2 separate regions of the Mus musculus genome follow, and region 2 is linked to region 1. Evidence: chromatin loops called from intact Hi-C (ENCODE). Cell type or tissue: heart. All regions are shown on one strand. Links, peaks and the distances in the headings refer to the core of each region. The heading gives the core; the rest is flanking DNA. Region 1 holds the start of Kdr (kinase insert domain protein receptor). Region 2 has its middle 25 kb from the start of Srd5a3.

What was found. Peaks named below come from ENCODE experiments on the same cell type or tissue, not always from the same donor. Only the 100,000 strongest peaks of a DNase experiment are listed, where the experiment ranks them.
Region 2: it touches region 1 in a loop (5-fold over the local background); 5 of 42 quality-filtered maps call a loop at or near these places.

The regions. Positions count from the first base shown.
Region 1 is chr5:75,977,237-75,985,851 of GRCm38, forward strand. Kdr (kinase insert domain protein receptor) reads right to left here and starts at 1,219. Exons shown (of 30, transcript NM_010612.3): 1 at 866-1,219. The coding sequence starts at 932. It overlaps Gm32727 (a long non-coding RNA gene), which reads left to right and starts at 96. Exons shown (of 3, transcript XR_868500.2): 1 at 96-742. In heart, for the core only: a CTCF peak has its summit at 3,479; DNase peaks (open chromatin) are centred at 1,295 and 2,105; H3K4me3 peaks cover 1,944 bases; H3K27ac peaks cover 1,928 bases; H3K27me3 peaks cover 813 bases.
Region 2 is chr5:76,110,941-76,119,555 of GRCm38, forward strand. No RefSeq gene overlaps it. Among named protein-coding and RNA genes, the nearest start is that of Srd5a3, 25 kb to the right of the region's middle. In heart, for the core only: a CTCF peak has its summit at 7,699 (motif pointing left); DNase peaks (open chromatin) are centred at 431, 4,901 and 7,751; H3K27ac peaks cover 1,558 bases.

The DNA of each region.
Region 1 (8,615 bases), core at 271-8,270:
AAGGAAATGACAGAGAAATAGAGGAGGAAGAGGAGGAGGAAAAGGAAGAGGGAAAGGGAAGGGAAGGGAAGGGAAGGGAAGGGAAGGGAAGGGAAGGGAAGGGAAGGGAAGGGAAGGGAAATTATTGCACAAAAGCCCAAGAGCGAGTGTGGGCCTAACCTTGAAGCAGAGGGCATTTTAAAACAAGAAAAGTGACCTATAACTAGGTGCCAAGCTCAAGAGTTTCTGAGACTTTCAGAGTTTACCCCAGGACCAGCGCTTTGGAGTCGGTAAGTGGAGAGTTATTTAGTTTAATACACCTGGAGAAGCTGTCACAGAAGAGAAAGCCGCGTCTTCCTCCTACCAGCAAAAATAGCATTCTGCATCAAAGAAAGTTGAGGGAGGAAAGTGTTGCTCTATGAAGAGACCTCACCTCACATAGTCCGTGCGCTTACACGCTGGAGCTAAAGGGGAGCGGAGCCAGAGGCGGATTCCCTGCCCCACACTAGGGCGGTGGGCAACAGCACGGAGTGATTGATGCCAGCCGGGCCGCTTGGCTTGAGCTGGCTTCCCAGCGTTTGACCGCCTGTTCCTGCCAGTGGGAGCATCTCCTGCCCCGGCTCAGGCCGCCTTTCCACTCCTGCCTACCTAGCGCCAGGGGCTGTGACGGCTCCGCAGGACACGCTCCAACCGATGCCCGGGGGAGAGTAGAATCCTGGCTGAGTCATTTCGGAAGAGTCTTTGAACCTCAGTTTCCCCATTGGTAAGTGAAAGAACACCCAAGGGAGGAGGGTCTCTAGAGCTCTACGAGTTAGGTCCTCTTCTATTCCCACTCTCCGCCCGCACCCTACTTCTCCGCCTTACTACTAAAGAGTGGGCTTCTTACCCACAGAGGCGGCTCGGGTCTCCACGCAGAACCACAGAGCGACAGCTAGCAGCGCCTTGCTCTCCATCCTGCACCTCGCGCTGGGCACAGAGCCCAGTTCTCAGGCACAGACTCCTTCTCCGTCCCTGGCCCGCAAAGAAGTCACAGAGGCGGTATGCGCCCCCGCAGCGCAAGACCGGGGAGAGCGCGGGGCACCGGCGCCCTGGCTCCAGCCGCGGCTGCAGCGGTGTCCGCGGAATCGGGTCAGCCAGGTTATCCCGGCTGCGGGACACAGTCTGGGCTTTCAGTCCTGCCGGGTAGCGGTCCGCGCGATCTAAGGAAACACAGCTTACTCTCTTGGGGTCCTGAGGACTCAGGGCAGAAAGAGAGCGCCGGCTACACACTAGCGAATGGGGGCGGGGTCATTACCGGGAGGGGTGGGGACTCCCTGCGTCCGGCCACGCCCCCCACTGGATACCAGGTTTGGGTTTCCCGGTTTCCCACGCCCACTCCCCCACTACCCCGGAACTGTGCCGGGCGGCAAGTCGCATCTGAGAGCAAATCTGGACGCAGCTCGGTTTCTGGTGGAAGTAAAATGTAGCCAGTAATGGGCTCTGAGACACTTGCTGCCCCCAGCAACCTGGGAAGCATCACCAGAAACACGAGGCCCACTGCGCCCTCATTAGGAGCCTGCAAGTGCAGAACTCTCTTCGCCGCTGCACTGAAAGTCCCAAGGGACCAAAAATCCGCCCGCAGTTGGGAGCATGAAGACAAGAACCCCTGAACCTAGATGTACTCGGGGCACAAACTTGCAGTGAGTTGGTCAGTACTTGGAAGTTTTGTTTTATGGTGCTTTGGCCACCGCATCCCCCGCCCCGTCTGAATGTTTTAATTAGAAGATAGGCGCTTATCCAGGTTGCCAACGCCTCTACTGTTTTCTCGTCCATCTGGCAACTTTAAATCGTCCGAAGTTACCTGATTAGCCCTAGAAGACATTTCGGTTGTGAACTCCTGCCTGGCTCGGTCCAGAAAACCCATAGCAAGGAGATGCAGGGAGCTGGCGGTGGTCAGGGCTCCAGGGCAAATGCACAGAGAAGAGCCCCCGGTCCTTCTCCAGTGGCTGCTAGAGTGCTTTTGTCTACCCAGTTCCATGACCACGGTCCCCTACAGTAACTTTGGCCAGGCCCCTTTTCAGAGCTGACCTTTCAGCCAAGATATGCTTGGGGGGAAGAGAAGGGAGAGTTTCTTGCCAGAGGCGCCAGTGTAGGAACAAAGAGGAAACCGGTCCCATGTGAACAGTCCCCCCCCCCCCCCCAGCTATGTAGACTTCAAGTAGCGACTAGAGAGGAACAGCAGCCTTCACCCCTCGTTTTCTTTCCATTCCTTTCCTTCCACGCCTGGGAAATGACAACAAATATCTTGTGACATGTTTTACTCCTGGCAAAAACCAAATGCATTTAGAATGATAGTTTAAAGGACAGTCTTTCAGCCAGACAAAGAGATAAGATTATTGTCTCTACATCGGATCTAAACTACACTGATATGCATGATTAATGATGTAACATGGTGCTTTTCTTTAAAAAAAATAAGGGGGGAAACAGGCATGCTCCTTTATCACGTGCCTAAGCCTCAAGTATGGTGCCAGAAGCAGGTGGCAAACCAGGAGGGTTTGTAAAATCCAGGTTCACTATAAAAACATGTCAACACATAGCGAATCTATATAATAAAATTATACTTGAAGATCTTGGGCATGTTTGGTGTGGGCATCCTCATTTAGCAGAGGCATGCCTGGTCTGCTCACATTTAGCTTTGTTGTATATTCAGCTCCTCACGAATGAAAACTCCGTATGAAGGCTGCTTGGTGTACCTATCGACAGCGTTCTGAAGGTTCTGGCTTGTTCTTTTTATCGGTGTTCCCCTGGGTGTGTGGCCTCTTAGCTAAGAGGTGTATTTACTTGTGAACAGGGTAGAATGTTTAAGGAAACTTCTCTTGCAGAGAGTAAAACAAACTCAAACAAACCTCAGCAAAAGAGCCAAGGAGGGCTGTCAGATCTGGGTAGAGGGAGGGACGATGGATCCTGGATAGGCGAAGGTAGGTCTTCTCCATCCCGGTGGCCAGACAAGGCTTCTCTCGAAGCCTTATTTACAATTCTGGACACTTCCCCTTCTATGTTTTACTTAAGAAGACAGTGTCTCCTCTAATACAAACCAGAACCTGCAGGCCCGTGGTAATCGCCCCATTTAGAATTCTTAGAGGAAACGATGCGTCTTTGATTGGCTATGGCACCCAAATTTAACAGGATCTCAGTGAAATCAGCCTCCTATACTCCCTCCCTCCACACACATAGGGAAATACTTTACACTTGTTTTGGGCCTTTTTTTTTTTTTAAAGACAAGATGTGTTTTAAAAAGGAAGAAGAAAAGGAAAAAAGAGAGGGAAGGAGAGGGAGACGGTTCAGCTTGTGAAGTTTCAGTGCAAGCATGAAAACCTGCGTTTGAGCTTCCAAACTCACATTTTAAAAGGCTCATGTGGTGCCAACCTTGTTATCCCAGCACTGGGGAAGGAGAGATAGGAGGATCCCCAAGGCGCGCCAGCCCAAACGGAGATGAATCAGCTAGTGACCTTCAGGCCAGTAAGAGGCAGTGTCTCCCAGCTGAAGCTCTTGAGAAATGATACTCAAATATACCTCTGGCGGGACCATCAAAACTGGACCTCAACAGAGCAGGAGTGAGTGCGCGTGCGCGCGCACACACACACACACACACACTTGTTCAAGAGCATTCTCTATTTGACACAGACATAGATGAGCAGTAGGAAATGTTATGAGAAGTCCCCAGAAAGATCGCACTTTATAAATTCCAGGAAGTGCTCGCCTGCCGCAAAGGTAGGTGGGAAAGAAGACATCTTTGCTTCTTACACGTTTTTCAAAATAAATGAATAAGTTCATTTTCACAACTACAGTGTGGCGCACTACCCTTCCTTTTCTAGTGGCTGCTGTGGTTTCGGTCATTGCCACCAGTCAGTCACATGCTTGCATGGCACTTCCCCATGTTTGCTTCGTGTAAGTGTTTTCTTAAGTTTCTGTTTAGCAGAGCATGTGACTACCTCGCTGGCAAGGTGGGCTCCGTTTATAAACCGAGCACACTCACGACTCTCAGACTTGGCTAGCCCTCCTGCGTTGTTTCCTTCTCACCATGCCCAAGTTTATTTTACTCTGTGTATGGCTTGTGTCTTTAGGAGGAAAAGAAGGCTCAGTTACCTGGAAGTCAGACTCACTTCGCTTGTTCTGTCAGAGTTCAATTCTACTTTACAGTGTGATGAGTGTTTTAATGACTTTCCATTCTTTATGTGAAGCAGACCAAGTTGTGCTACCTGCAAAGGAAGAATCTTGGTACTGGGGATCTATATACCCATGTACTTTCCTATAGTTACTTGGAACTTTAAAAAAAAAAAAGATAAATTGAAATTTTAAAGTAGAGTCTGAGAGATACCTCTGCATTATGGGTGCTCGCTGTCTTTCCACAGGACCCGAGTTTGGTTCCGAGCACCCACAGTGGGCGTCTCACAGCCCATTTCTACAGCTCTGGAGAATCTGTTGCCTTGGTTTCCATGGAAACACACACACATATGCTTATTGACATGCATATACATACAATTACATAAAATAAAATATTTTTTAAATCAAATATGTAAAAGATGCAGGGAAATTAATTGAAAGTCCACATTGCACCAGAGAAGGGGGTCAGAAAACAGGAGTAGCCAACATTTGAGCAGACACAGTCTGAAAGCTGAAGTCCATCTTTGCCTCATCCTTACGACAGCCATGAAGGTAGCAAGCTCTATTAGCAGACTTGGGGGCAATGAAAACAATTATTCTCGATGGTAAGAGAATGTTCTCCTTCCCTACTTAGATCTGTGCAAAAGGAAAAAACAGTTACATCGATTTTCTAACATCCTTTTTTTTCCTTCCCCCACCCCGAATCATTTTTTAAGATTTATTTATGTAATGTGTGTATTTTGCTTTCATGTTTGTATGTAGACCGCACGCGTGCCTGGTGTTTTCAGACAGAAGAGGGAGTCGGGTCTCCTAGAACTGGAGTTACAGATGGTTGTGAGCCACCGTGTGGGTGCTGGGAACTGGCTCCAGGGCCTGTGTAGGGATAAGTATTCTTAACAGCTGAGCCATCTCTCCAGCTCCATCTGGCGGATTTTGTTTTCTGCTAGGAGTGCCGATGAAAGTCAAGGGGCCACACTGTAAATGAATAACAAGCAAGTCCATTTAGGAGCACTCTTGATGTGATGGGCATATTCCTTGATTCATCTGTTTACTGCTCAAAAATAACTGAATAGAAAATGTAACATTCTCATAGTGTGGAGGAGGGAGTTTAGAAGGTTTAAGTAGCTTTCCAATATTTCACAGTTCTAAGTTGCTAAATAAGATTTGTAAAAATAGATGTTAAGCACCCAAGACCTTCAAGCTCACAGTTTTTGACTGGTGACCGATCTCATCCGAGGATAAGGCCAGGTGCATTGAATCAACGCCACAGGCTGCCTCCTACCTCCCTGCAAGCTTTTCCGTTTCAGTGATAAAACACCAGGAGCAAAGAAACTTATAGAAGAGAGTTCACTGAGGTTACCTTTCCAGAGGGCTAGGAGTCTATCATGGCGGGCAGGCATGGCATCGGGAGCAGGAATCTCACAGTGTCAGACACAGCACAATGCAGAGAGAGAACAAGGTAGTAGATGAGGGTTTATAGTCTCAAAGCTGCTAGCATGCTTCCTCCTGCCAGGCTGTGCCTCCCAACCTCCCTACAAAAGCTCCCCCAACTGGGAACTAAGTATTCAAATATCTGAGCCCACAGGGGACATTCTTGTACAAATCACTACATCCCCATAAATGATCCATTTTCCTAGAAAGATGGTGTGCAAAAAGGATGTTAAGGGAGGCGGGGGACTCTGAGATGCTAACTAAGAAAGAAAGACAAGTTATCAGACTCCTTCCATCCAGGGAAACACGCTCATGTTAGATGTAACTCTGCTATGTAATCTTCAAACCACCAGTCTTCCTCACAAATAGAGGTTTGATCCCTAGAAAACGTTGTGCATGTCTTTTAAAAAAAATTCCCTTAGTCATTGTGGACATCTTTCAGTATGGAGATAAAGCATGAGACCCAAGTAATGAGCCCTTCCTTCCTTCCTTCCTTCCTCCCTCCCTCCCTCCCTCCCTCCCTCCCTCCCTCCCTCCCTCCCTCCTTCCCTCCCTCCCTCCTTCCCTCCCTTCCTTCCTTCCTTCCTCTCTGTCTTCCTTCCTTCCTTCCTTTCTCTCTCTCTCTCTCTCTCTCTCTCTCTCTCTCTCTCCTTCCTTCCTTCCTTCCTTTTTTCTACCTTTCTTCCTTCCCTCACCCTCCCTTTTCTTTTCTGTTTATTGTTTTATTTCATATGTATGGATCAATCATTTGCTTGCATGTATGTCTATGAACCAAGTGTGTAGTTGATGCCCATGGAGGCCAGAAGAATTCATCAGATCCCCTGGAACTGAAGTCACAGATGATTGTGAGCCACCTCTGAGTGCCAGGACTTGAACCTAGGTCCTCTGCAAGAACAGCCGTTGCTCTAAACTGTTGAGCCATCTCTCCATCTAGCTTCCTGGAACTCTCCTGTAAAACCCAGCCAAGGAAGTAATTAAATTTAAAGGGGTGGCAATTAATACATAGTAAAAATGGTAAAGGGGATAACGATGAATGTTAATAAAATTCATTATGAATGTCTTAATTAAACAGATATTATAAAGATAGTATGGGGTGGGGCTAGCAAGATGGCTCAACAAATAGAAGCTCTTGCTATGAAGCCCGACAACCTGAGTTTGAGGCCAGGGACTCACACGGTAGAAGGAGAGGACTGACTCCTATAGGTTGTCCCTGACTTCCACCTGTGGACTGGGCCATGAATGTCTGCACACAGATAAAATCAGTAAATGGGAGAAGTGGCAAGTGAGATGACTCAAGAAGAACCTGATGCTCTTGAGATGACCCAGGCTCAGTTCTCTGCACCCACAAGGTGGTTCATGCCTCCAGTCCTAGGGAACCCAATGCTCCCTTCTGATCTCTACGGGCAGCAAAAATGTATGCGATGCACTATGACTGTGTAGGCAAAACACTCGTACACATAAAATTAAAAAAAAAACATTAAACATGCTTCCTGAAAAATGAATAGAATAAGTAAGTGTATGAAAGAAAAACTCAGGATATTAAAATTATATGTGTTAGGTACATCCTCTCCCACTGAAACCAGATAAGACAGGAGGTATCCCCCCTTCTCAGAGGTGAAGGAGAGATGGGGAGGGGTAAGAAGCAGTGGAGAGAGTTAATCAGAGGAGGGGGGGGTCTGTGATCAGGATATAAAGTAAATAAATAAATGGAAAAATATAACTATGTCCAACTTTTTAAAAGTTATATGTACTAGCCATGTAAAATGGACTTCATATGCTCACTTGTAAATTCACATTTAAATAATAGTCATATAGAATAGGTATAACCAGTCATGTACTAAATGTATACATTATCTTAGGCAATTTGATATAGACTATTTGGTTAGTCAAAGAACCAGAGAATTACTCTCCTTTTTCTGTATGCTCAGCACTTGTGTGACAGGCTAGGCAAAATTTTCAACAGCAGAGATTAGGTCAGATTCAGCCCGTATTGCTAGTGTGCGGCTAGGCAAAATTTTCAACAGCAGAGATTAGGTCAGATTCAGCCCGTATTGCTAGTGTGCGGAACCTCTCGATGTGTTAGTAACGTTGAGAGTGTTTTTCCTCGCTTCTGCTTCTGCTGTGCCTCGTTTCTCCTGCATCTCCTCCCACTCTGAATCACGTGTCTCTGGTGCCCACCCACCACAACTTTAATGACACCAGCCTGTTGAAGTATGTAAAACTATCCAATGTCAACAAAGATACAGAGTGACTGTAATTAGTAATAAGGGGAAGACTGGCAGGTCTTCTTATTTTAAATGAGAAAGAAAAACAGTCTTGTAAGATTTGTATGGAGTATGTAAGAAATGTGATTTGCATCTCTTGCCTCTGCCATGTGCAGATTGCAACCATTTCCCAATGTGTTACCCATCTTCCTTCTTAAAGCTTATCAGGTCTTCAAAGGACTGAATTGTACGCAAACTTATCTTCTATATTCTAGAGCGGAAACCAGTTATTAATCTCTGCCCAGTATGTCTGCAGCATCTGTCTCAGCATCTGGCTGCTTTTGGAGTCATACCTTGGTTGAGACCTTATCCAACCAGTACCCTTCACTGTCCTGGCTCTTTAGCTCTACCATAAAGACAGGATTTGCCAGATACATCTTGCTTACCCCACACCACCCCTGATAAGAAGAGTGTACGTGCCTGTAGGTTACCCATATGCTGTGATTTGGATGTGAAATGTCCCCTGTTAGGCTCATGTGTTTGAACCCTTGGTCCTCAGCTGATGGCACTATTTGGGAACACTGTGGAGACTGTAGGAAGTGAAGCATCACTGAAGAAAGTGGATCACTAGATTCGAGCTACTCCCTAGCCCCCTCCTTCCCATTCACTTCCTGATGCAATGAGGCAGCCAGGTGTCACGAGGTCTTCCTTGCCATGAAACTATATCTCCTTGGAGCTGTAGGCCAGAACAAACCTGTTCTCTCACAAGTTCACGCACAGATCTATAAAGCAATACCATGTGAAGGCCATGCAGGGATGTGCACGGTGACTAAGACAGTCTAGTAGTTTGCAATAGTG
Region 2 (8,615 bases), core at 101-8,100, 130 kb after region 1:
GCAGGTCAAATTGGCGGTAAGATGTTTATGAAAATGTGTGGCTTTTGTTTCTAAAGGCAATGGGAGCTAGCCAAGGGCCAATGCTCTATCAGCATTGCTGCAAACACCCCAGGTGAACCCCTAAAATTTTCTCTAGACCCTAGGATCCATAATGGAAAGATCCTTTGCAAACTCATCCCCTACACACATACACACACACACATGCACACACACATTATCTCCTCCCATGAGCAGCACAAACTTAAAAGCATTGGCTGCCTTGCTGCTACAGAAAGAGGTAAACAGAGACCCAGACACTCTTTTCTTTGAAAGACAGGAACTGTTCTGAGGCAAGCCCCACTTTCATTTACTGTAACATGTGAAAGCCTTCCCAAGGCCAGGGCTTTGCCGGTCTACTCTTAGAATCTCAAAGGCAGAAGGAAGACGTGAGTCACTGCTGAGGTAAAAATAGTGTCCTGGATGGGGACCAGCCATCCATTGTCATAGCCAGGACACAGCTCTTTCCATAATTTGAGGAATTATGTCAAGATTCACACTAGAAAGGCCTCTTAAAATCACTCTGGTTTGGGAAACTCTTGGGGGAGGTTTTCGTGGAAGCAGTAACACACTTTCTAGTGAGATGAGGTCTGAAGGAACAACGTGATTAGAAGAAATTCATGGTGAACCTAAACTTGTGAACTTGTGTATTTTTATTCAGCTCAGGTGTTTGTAACGGCTTGGAGATTAAAGAAAGGACTAAGACCCTCTCTAACTACTCTTTGGCCACACTGGCACTGCCCAACAGCAAATGCGACCACACCTGAGGCATTTTGCCCACTGACACTTGATTCCCGTTCTGTGGGAACATCTCTGTACTGTGAGATCAAAGGAGAGAAGAAACATCCTTACGTGTGGTCGTGATACCTAGTCTAAACTAAATCTGCAATGCGGTATGGAGAGCAGGAGATCCTGCTTCACCTCCCCCTCTCCTTCTTTCTCTTCCCCTCTCCTCCCCCTTCTTCTCCTCCTCTTTCCTCCCCTTCCCAAAAGTATGGCCAGGTTACCCAAAATTCCCGCCTCTAAATAATTTTAGGAGATCAAAACGCCAATAAATGCATATTTTATCATGGGTAATATAGTGAGTCATTTATAAAAAACAATTACTGAGTGATTCTCTGTTGATTCATCTGGCCAGTCACTGAGAAGTTTTCATGGGACTAGCGAGGATTCTTTTGGTCCTAGGGAAAAAAGCTAAAGGATGAGGTTCTGGGTGTGGTCCAGGAAGACTAAAAAGAGCCACCCCTACTAATTTTCTGGAACTGGCCTGCCCTTATTGTTTGAGTAGTTTGTCCTGAGACCATGGGAATTGCTGTGGCTACAGTTAATTGCTTTATCGTAAAGACCAGACTATGGAGAGAGGCTGTTGTATGCTCCTCCGATATGCAAATTTGTATGTTTTACTTGGAACCTCAGCTTTGCTTCTGTAAAGTGGGAAGAAGAATAATACATATCTCATCGCAGGAGCTCCTGGGAAGCCAAAATCAGCTCATGAATGGGCAATGCTCCACAAATATGAAGGAAATTCCAAGGACCACGTCTGGTCGAGAAACCACACATTTTGGTATTTATCCGAAAATCCTCAAAGGTTATGTATCCATACACAAACAAACACTAACACATATGCACACCAGAAAGAAAGAAAGAAAAATCTGTGCATGGAAGTTTAGATAAGTTTTTCTACAAAAATGTCCAAAGTGTGGATGAACCCAAGATGCCTGTGAATGATATGAATAGACACATCCATACAGAAGAGGTTGCAAAATCCCATGTCAGGATCTGTCTCTCTGTCTGTCTGTCTGTCTGTCCATATCTCTGCCTGTTGTCTACAGATCAAGATGTAAAGCTCTCAGCTACTTTTCCAGTTCCATGCCTGCCAATGGGCTGTCACACTCCCTGCCCTGATGATAATGGACTAGCCCTCTGAAACTGTAAGCAAGCCCTCAATTAAATGAATTCTTTTATAAGAGCTGCCTTGGTCATAGTGTCTCTTCACAGCAATAAGACAGTAACTAAGCAAGGGGGATTCATTTTCAGCTATACAGCACTGTACCTCTAGTTAGTCATGCTTTGGCCATTAAAAGCATGGTAAGCAGATATCTATTAAATGTTCTTATTACAATAAAGTTCAGTCAAATAATAATGTTAGTAAATCTCAGGTTCAGGTCACAAAACATGGAATTTCAGAACATTTTCTTCCCAAAAGAATAAAGCAATCAGCTTGAATTTAAACCACTGCTGTCCCTACCTAATGTTCAGAGTCCATTAAGTAGATTTTAAGTCCAAAAAAGGAAATAAGTAACAATCAATCGGTCACTTTCACAACAGAACTGAAATGATTCAGATCATAATTCAACATTCTTCCTAAGCAATTGTAGAAAAGGTTTGCAGCCTATATCTTCATCCTAGCCACTATAAATAGTACTCTTTTCTGTTTATGGGAGAGGGGGAAAAAAGGTTTCTCTAAGAATGTGGTGTGCAAAATGAACAGCCCACTGGCTCTCTCTTTGTTGTAGAATAGGAGGCAATAGATACCTCTGTCTCCTCAGCTGGACAGCTCCAAATAACCAGAGTGAAACACTGGGCATCAGGCTCAGGAGTTGCTTGACAACACTTTCTTCTTGTACCCTAATATGTCCCATACTACTAGATATGTTAGCAAGTGGCTGAGATTGGCCTGTGGTTCCCTGTAGAGAAGATTCATGTTTTTTCCTTTTGGGGTTGCTGGTCCTTGTCAGGTTATGGGGTATTAGCTAATTATTCCTTTTGGTAAATCTGAGTGACTTGTTACCCCAAGGATATATAGGATCCCAGAATCTAATCTATATAGATCCCAAGAGTCTGAAGTCCCACACAGTAATAACTTTACCAATTAGTGAAGTTTTTGGTAAACATAAGAAAATAACCACCTCATGTCGAAGAAATCTCTTATGCCTGCTTGGAAGCTTTGCCTGTCAAGTACAGATAATTGGCCTATAGCTGAGGCAGGAAATAGAAGGCCAGAATTCTCGTAGGAAGCAAGAATTCTGGGACAGAGCCAGGTGTGGGAGATTCACCTGGGGACGTGGAGGAGCACAAAAGCTTAAGAGCTGAATAGAGGTAACCAGCCAATTGGCAGAACTTAGAATAGAATAATGTGACAATTAATACATGAGCTAGTCAGGGAACAGCCATACCTTATGGCCAAGGCATTTGTAAGTATAATTTGAGTCCCAGAGCTCAATTCTGGGAGCTTGGGAAGAAGAGGAAAGACCCCCCTCACACACTTTTACAACTTCATACTAGACTTGCATAGTGTAAGAGTAGAGATACGTATTCCAACATGCGATGTGTGAGCACACTCATAAACAAAATACTAAAATAAATAAAAATAGTATCTCTCCAGGTGACTATAAAAAAAACAAAAACAAACAAACAAAAAAACCCCTCTTTTTATATTTATCAGCAGACATCCTAAAAACCTGAAGACAATTTGGGCCCCAGGTAAGGTTGCGTGCTTGGGTAGCATATGCAGGGATCTAGACCCCATCCCAACACTGTCCCCTACACACACACACACACACACACACACACACACACACACAGAGAGAGTTCTTTCACAGTCACAAAACAGGTATAGGTATGACACAAAATCTCATAGCTAAAATCTCTGAAAGGCATAAAACTTCTCAAGGAATGTTAGTGTGCTTCAAACATTTCAAAATAAGATCTGAGGAGGCTGGGGGTGGGGCACAGTCAGCAAGGGGTTTGCCTAATGTGCAAGAAGGCTCTAGCTAGGTTCAATGCCCAGGACCACATCAACTGCTCATGGTACGCAGTGGCACATATCTGTAATTCTAGCACTATGGTGGTAGAGGCAGGAGGATCAGAAACTCAAGGTTAGCCTCATCCACATAGAGAGTTTGAGGTCAGCCTTGACTACAAAAGACCCTGACTTAACAACAAAACAAGCATGATGGCAGACACCTTTAATTCTGGAACTTGGGAGGCAGAAGCAGGCATATCTCTATGGTCTATCTAGCAAGTTCCAGGCCAGTCAAAGCTACATAGCCTTGTCTAAATCCAAAACAAAATAGAAACAAGGACAGTGTCCCTGAGGGGCTCTGGATTGGCCCCATTGTTCTAAGCATCTTCTCTAGTTTCCGTTCTAGCAGGAAGCAGACTGGGGAGGGACACACGCCCCCCACCCCATACACACACACACACACACACACACACACACACACACACACACAGAGCTTAGAGAGTGTATATGGGCTTCCCCAAGGAAGACATATTTGCTACAGAATAAGATATGAATACAATGCAAATTAAAATAAAAACAGAAATGAAATGTCATTTCCCCCCATCTTAATATGGTGATATTAGGAAAGTGTTCAATGTTAGAATTTCCAGTGTGGAGGAGGTTTGGAGGAATTGAGCCCTCTTGGACAGCTCGATCAGAAGCATAGTATGACCACACCCTCACAGTCAGCCTTCCACGTGAGAGCACGGCCTTGCTGTGGAATCTCAGCCCTGCCACTTAGCACCTGTGAACTTGACCTAGTATCTTCATTTTGGAGCCTTCAGGCAGGCAGGCCTGGGTAAGTGAATGGAGCTTAGCAACCCGGGCATAGTAGGGAGTCAGGAAACTAATCCTGTTGGAAGCAAGGTGCTGGCTGGCCCTTGTGAGTTGGAATTCAATGAACAGCAGCATCCTGTAGAGACTGCTTATGGTCTCCCATCTGTTCTCCCTAACAAAACAAAGGCAAGGAGATTTCATGTGAGCCTTCACACTACAGAAGTCCACGGTCAAGAAGTCCATTGCCCATCAACGTTATCACCGGACTTTACGCTGGCTGCCCTTGAGAATTCCATTACCTAATGTGACTCTCCCAGCAGCTCTGCCAGGCTATCAGCACAGATGGTATTTGTGTTTCCAAAGGAGGAAATAAAGGTTAAGAAGCTACGGGACTTGCCAGTGTCACTTAGGAGCAGGTCAGAAGGTCAAATCAGTTTCCTGTGGTTGTGGAGCCTCTGTGGGAACACCTCTGCTACTCACCTTATCCCAGTGACCAAGAGATTCCAGGTAGTCAGGGCATGGGACAGGTGGGGGAGGTAAGAAGGAAGTCCTAATTCACACCAGTCACTATCTGTCACCTGCCTGCTCTACAAAAAGGAAACCAAATGCCCATTTCCTCTGTAAGAACGTTCCTTTCAATTAAGCCCCTCACATAATTCAACTCCACTGTGCTTGAGCCAGCCTTGGGCACAGGGTGAAAGCACTCAAAACAGGCCGCTGTCGTCTGCTCTTCTCCGTGAGGAAGTCGGCCCTCTTTTCCAGCTCACCCCTCCTTCTCCAAGCTCACCACACAGGAAAACTGTTCTCCATGTTTGCCTGCGCTCTTCTGAGTACTGAAAGGCTGTCCTGTGGTCATATGCCACCTATAAATTCACCAAAATACATCTTCCTTCCCCATTGAAGTGACACGACTTTCTGGCCTAAGTGGCTTTGTTTCTAGCCAACAACAAAAGAAGGAATCTGATTAGGAAAAGTCTCTTGGACTGGTTTTCTAGATCCTTTAATACAGTTCTTCATGTTGCAGTGAACCCCAACCGTAAAATTATTTCCGTTGCTTCTTCACAACTGTAATTTTGCTACAGTCGTAAATTGCAACATAAATAGCTGTGTTTTCCCTATAGTCTCAGATAACCCCTGTGAAAAGGGTGTGTGAGTACTCGAAGGGGTCTCGACCCACTGCCTTAGAGTGAACTGGTCCCAAGAGTTGCAGGTCCTCGAATGCAGTCACACTCTATTTAGGAAAGGGGGAGGGGGAAACACAGTGGAGGAGGTGGGGAAGAAAGGCACATTCTACCAGAAAATGTACAACATTTTTTTGCCTGTGAACACATTTTCACCTGTGAATCCCCAATCTCCTCACTTCCCGTGTGTGTGCGTGTTTGTGTGTGTGTGTGTGCGTGTGTGTGTGTGTGTGTGTGTGTGCGTGTGCATGTGTGTGTGTGCGTGTGCGTGCGCGTGTGTTCTGCTTGCAGTTCTAGATGTGTGTGTGTGCTCTCAATGGTTCCTTTCGCCGTGCCTGGTGCTTCCTGCCTATTGTGGTGGTGATGGACGCTTAGGAGCTCTGGAACCCTCGAAAATAAACTCATGGCTCTAGCTGCATATGTAACAGTGTGGTGCTTCATCACAGCAATAGAACAGCAACTAAGACACTTTGTCTGAGTCATTAGATAACCCAATGAGAACTAGGACCAGAAGAAGCACTTTGCTCTTGGGCTTTGGTCTAGACAAGTTTGGTTTATGTTAAAAAGGCAGCTTTGTATCACTGAGAATACCTTAGGCTTTAAAAATTAGAGGACAGTTTCTGTTTAGCGTTTTGTTGACTGCCAAGTTAAAGAGAGAGAGAGAGGGAGAGAGAGAGAGCAAGCTTCCTCCATATAATGTAGAAGATAGAATTACTTATGGAGTCAGGCAGACTGGGTGCAAATTCATTCTCTACCCTGTAATAGATGCTCCAGGACAAGTCAGTTACTGTCCACACAGCCGTTTCCTCTTCGAAAGTGGAGGTGATGGGCAGTAACTACCCCATCGCTTTACTGTGGCAGTTGTGCCTCACATCAGTCTCTGTACACAACACCTAAGGTATTTCCTAACCTATATTAGCTCTCACTAGAGAGTTACGCAGACAGAAGACCAACAACAGGCTCCTCTGAGATTGGACACTGGAGCAGGAGCAGTGACACATGCAAGCTCTCCGGGGGACTGCTGTGGCAGTGGCACAAGGCTTAATGGGAACTGGAGGTCAACTTAATCTACACCGAGAGTTTTAGCTAGCCTGGACTACATAGCCAGATGCTACCTCCAAAACAAAATCTAACGGGTGCTGGGCACGTCTTCTTTTTTTTTTTTTTTTTTTAAAGATTTATTTATTTATTATATGTAAGTACACTGTAGCTGACTTCAGATACACCAGAAGAGGGCATCAGATCTCATTACGGGTGGTTGTGAGCCACCATGTGGTTGCTGGGATTTGAACTTCGGACCTTCAGAAGAGCAGTCAGGTGCTCTTACCCACTGAGCCATCTCGCCAGCCCCTGGGCACATCTTCTTAAGACTATGTTTTATTATGAGAAGACATTCTTCCGGAAGATGCAGTCTCTTGGATATGGTGTGGCTGGAGTAGGGATAAGATGACCCCGTGGAAGTGGAGGTTAATGACTGCATGCATTGGTTCCTTTCCAGAAAATGTAACACAAGCCTCACAATACTCCTTGTATTAGGCAAAATGGAAAAAGAAATACTTTCTTTTGCTCCATAAAAAATTTTACCAAGTTATCTGAGCCTGACAGAAGCTCGTGAGCAGTTTTCCTGCCTCCATTGTTATTCCATTAAACATCTGGTTATCAAACCCGGACCAAGGATATTATATAATTGGAGATCAACTTTATACCTTGCCCCCAAGAACAGATAACATTTCCTTCTGTTGGTCCAGAATACAGAGCACATAAGGCTTACCTTCCATAGATCATAGTAACGAAAATTACAGAATGAACAAATCAAGAAGGGATTGCATAGGTAATATTAAGTTTGCTCAACCGTTTAAAAACAAGTTTCAGGGAACAAAATACAGGGCATTAGCGCCATCTGCAGGCAGAAGTCCATTTGAAATGGGAGGCGGATGAATCATGAGAAAGGGTACTGACTGATACAGGTGGTGGTACAGGTGGCAGATGTGGCCCACCCTGCATCCTCCAGTAACACCCATGTGGCTACTGAGCATCTTCGGTTTATGTTGTTTCATTTGAAATAGGATCTTACGACACTCAGGCTGACGCTCCTGACTTGAACTCCAGATATCCCTGCCTCCTTTCCCTGACTGCGGAGCTCACAGGCATGAATTCCTTCAAGAAGCTGATATCGGGAAAGTTCAAACTGAGTTGTTCCATAAACACAAAATACAGAATTTAGAAAGTATAAAGTGGAGAAAAGGCTGTGAAACGTATTGAGTACAGTGTTTATATTGTGATTACAGTACATACGGCTACTTCACTATTATTACAACTATTATTTTTACCTACTCACTGTGACTGCTAGAGATGTGAAAGTTCACATTGACACATACATATATTAAGTTCATAAATAAATATTTTTTTAAATTGAAAGGGTTGGCAAGGGGTCAGCAAGTAAGGTCATTTGCCACTAAAGTCTGACTTCCTAAGTTCAGTCTCTGGACCCTCACAAATATAAAGAAAGAACTAATTCTCTCCTTCTAGTCATTTGTTTTCTGACTGTCACATGTGCATACACACACACACACACACACACACACACACACATATATATATACATATACATATATATATATATATATATATATATAACACAAACCTGTTATATATATACACATATATACATACATTTGTGTATATATACATGTATATATATATGTGTGTGTCATATATATGTATATATATATACACACACACAGTAATGGCTTATATACATATATATGACTAAATAAATGTAGACATATGAAAGTTAGTATATAGCTCACACCATCTGTTTACCAGGTGACACCAAC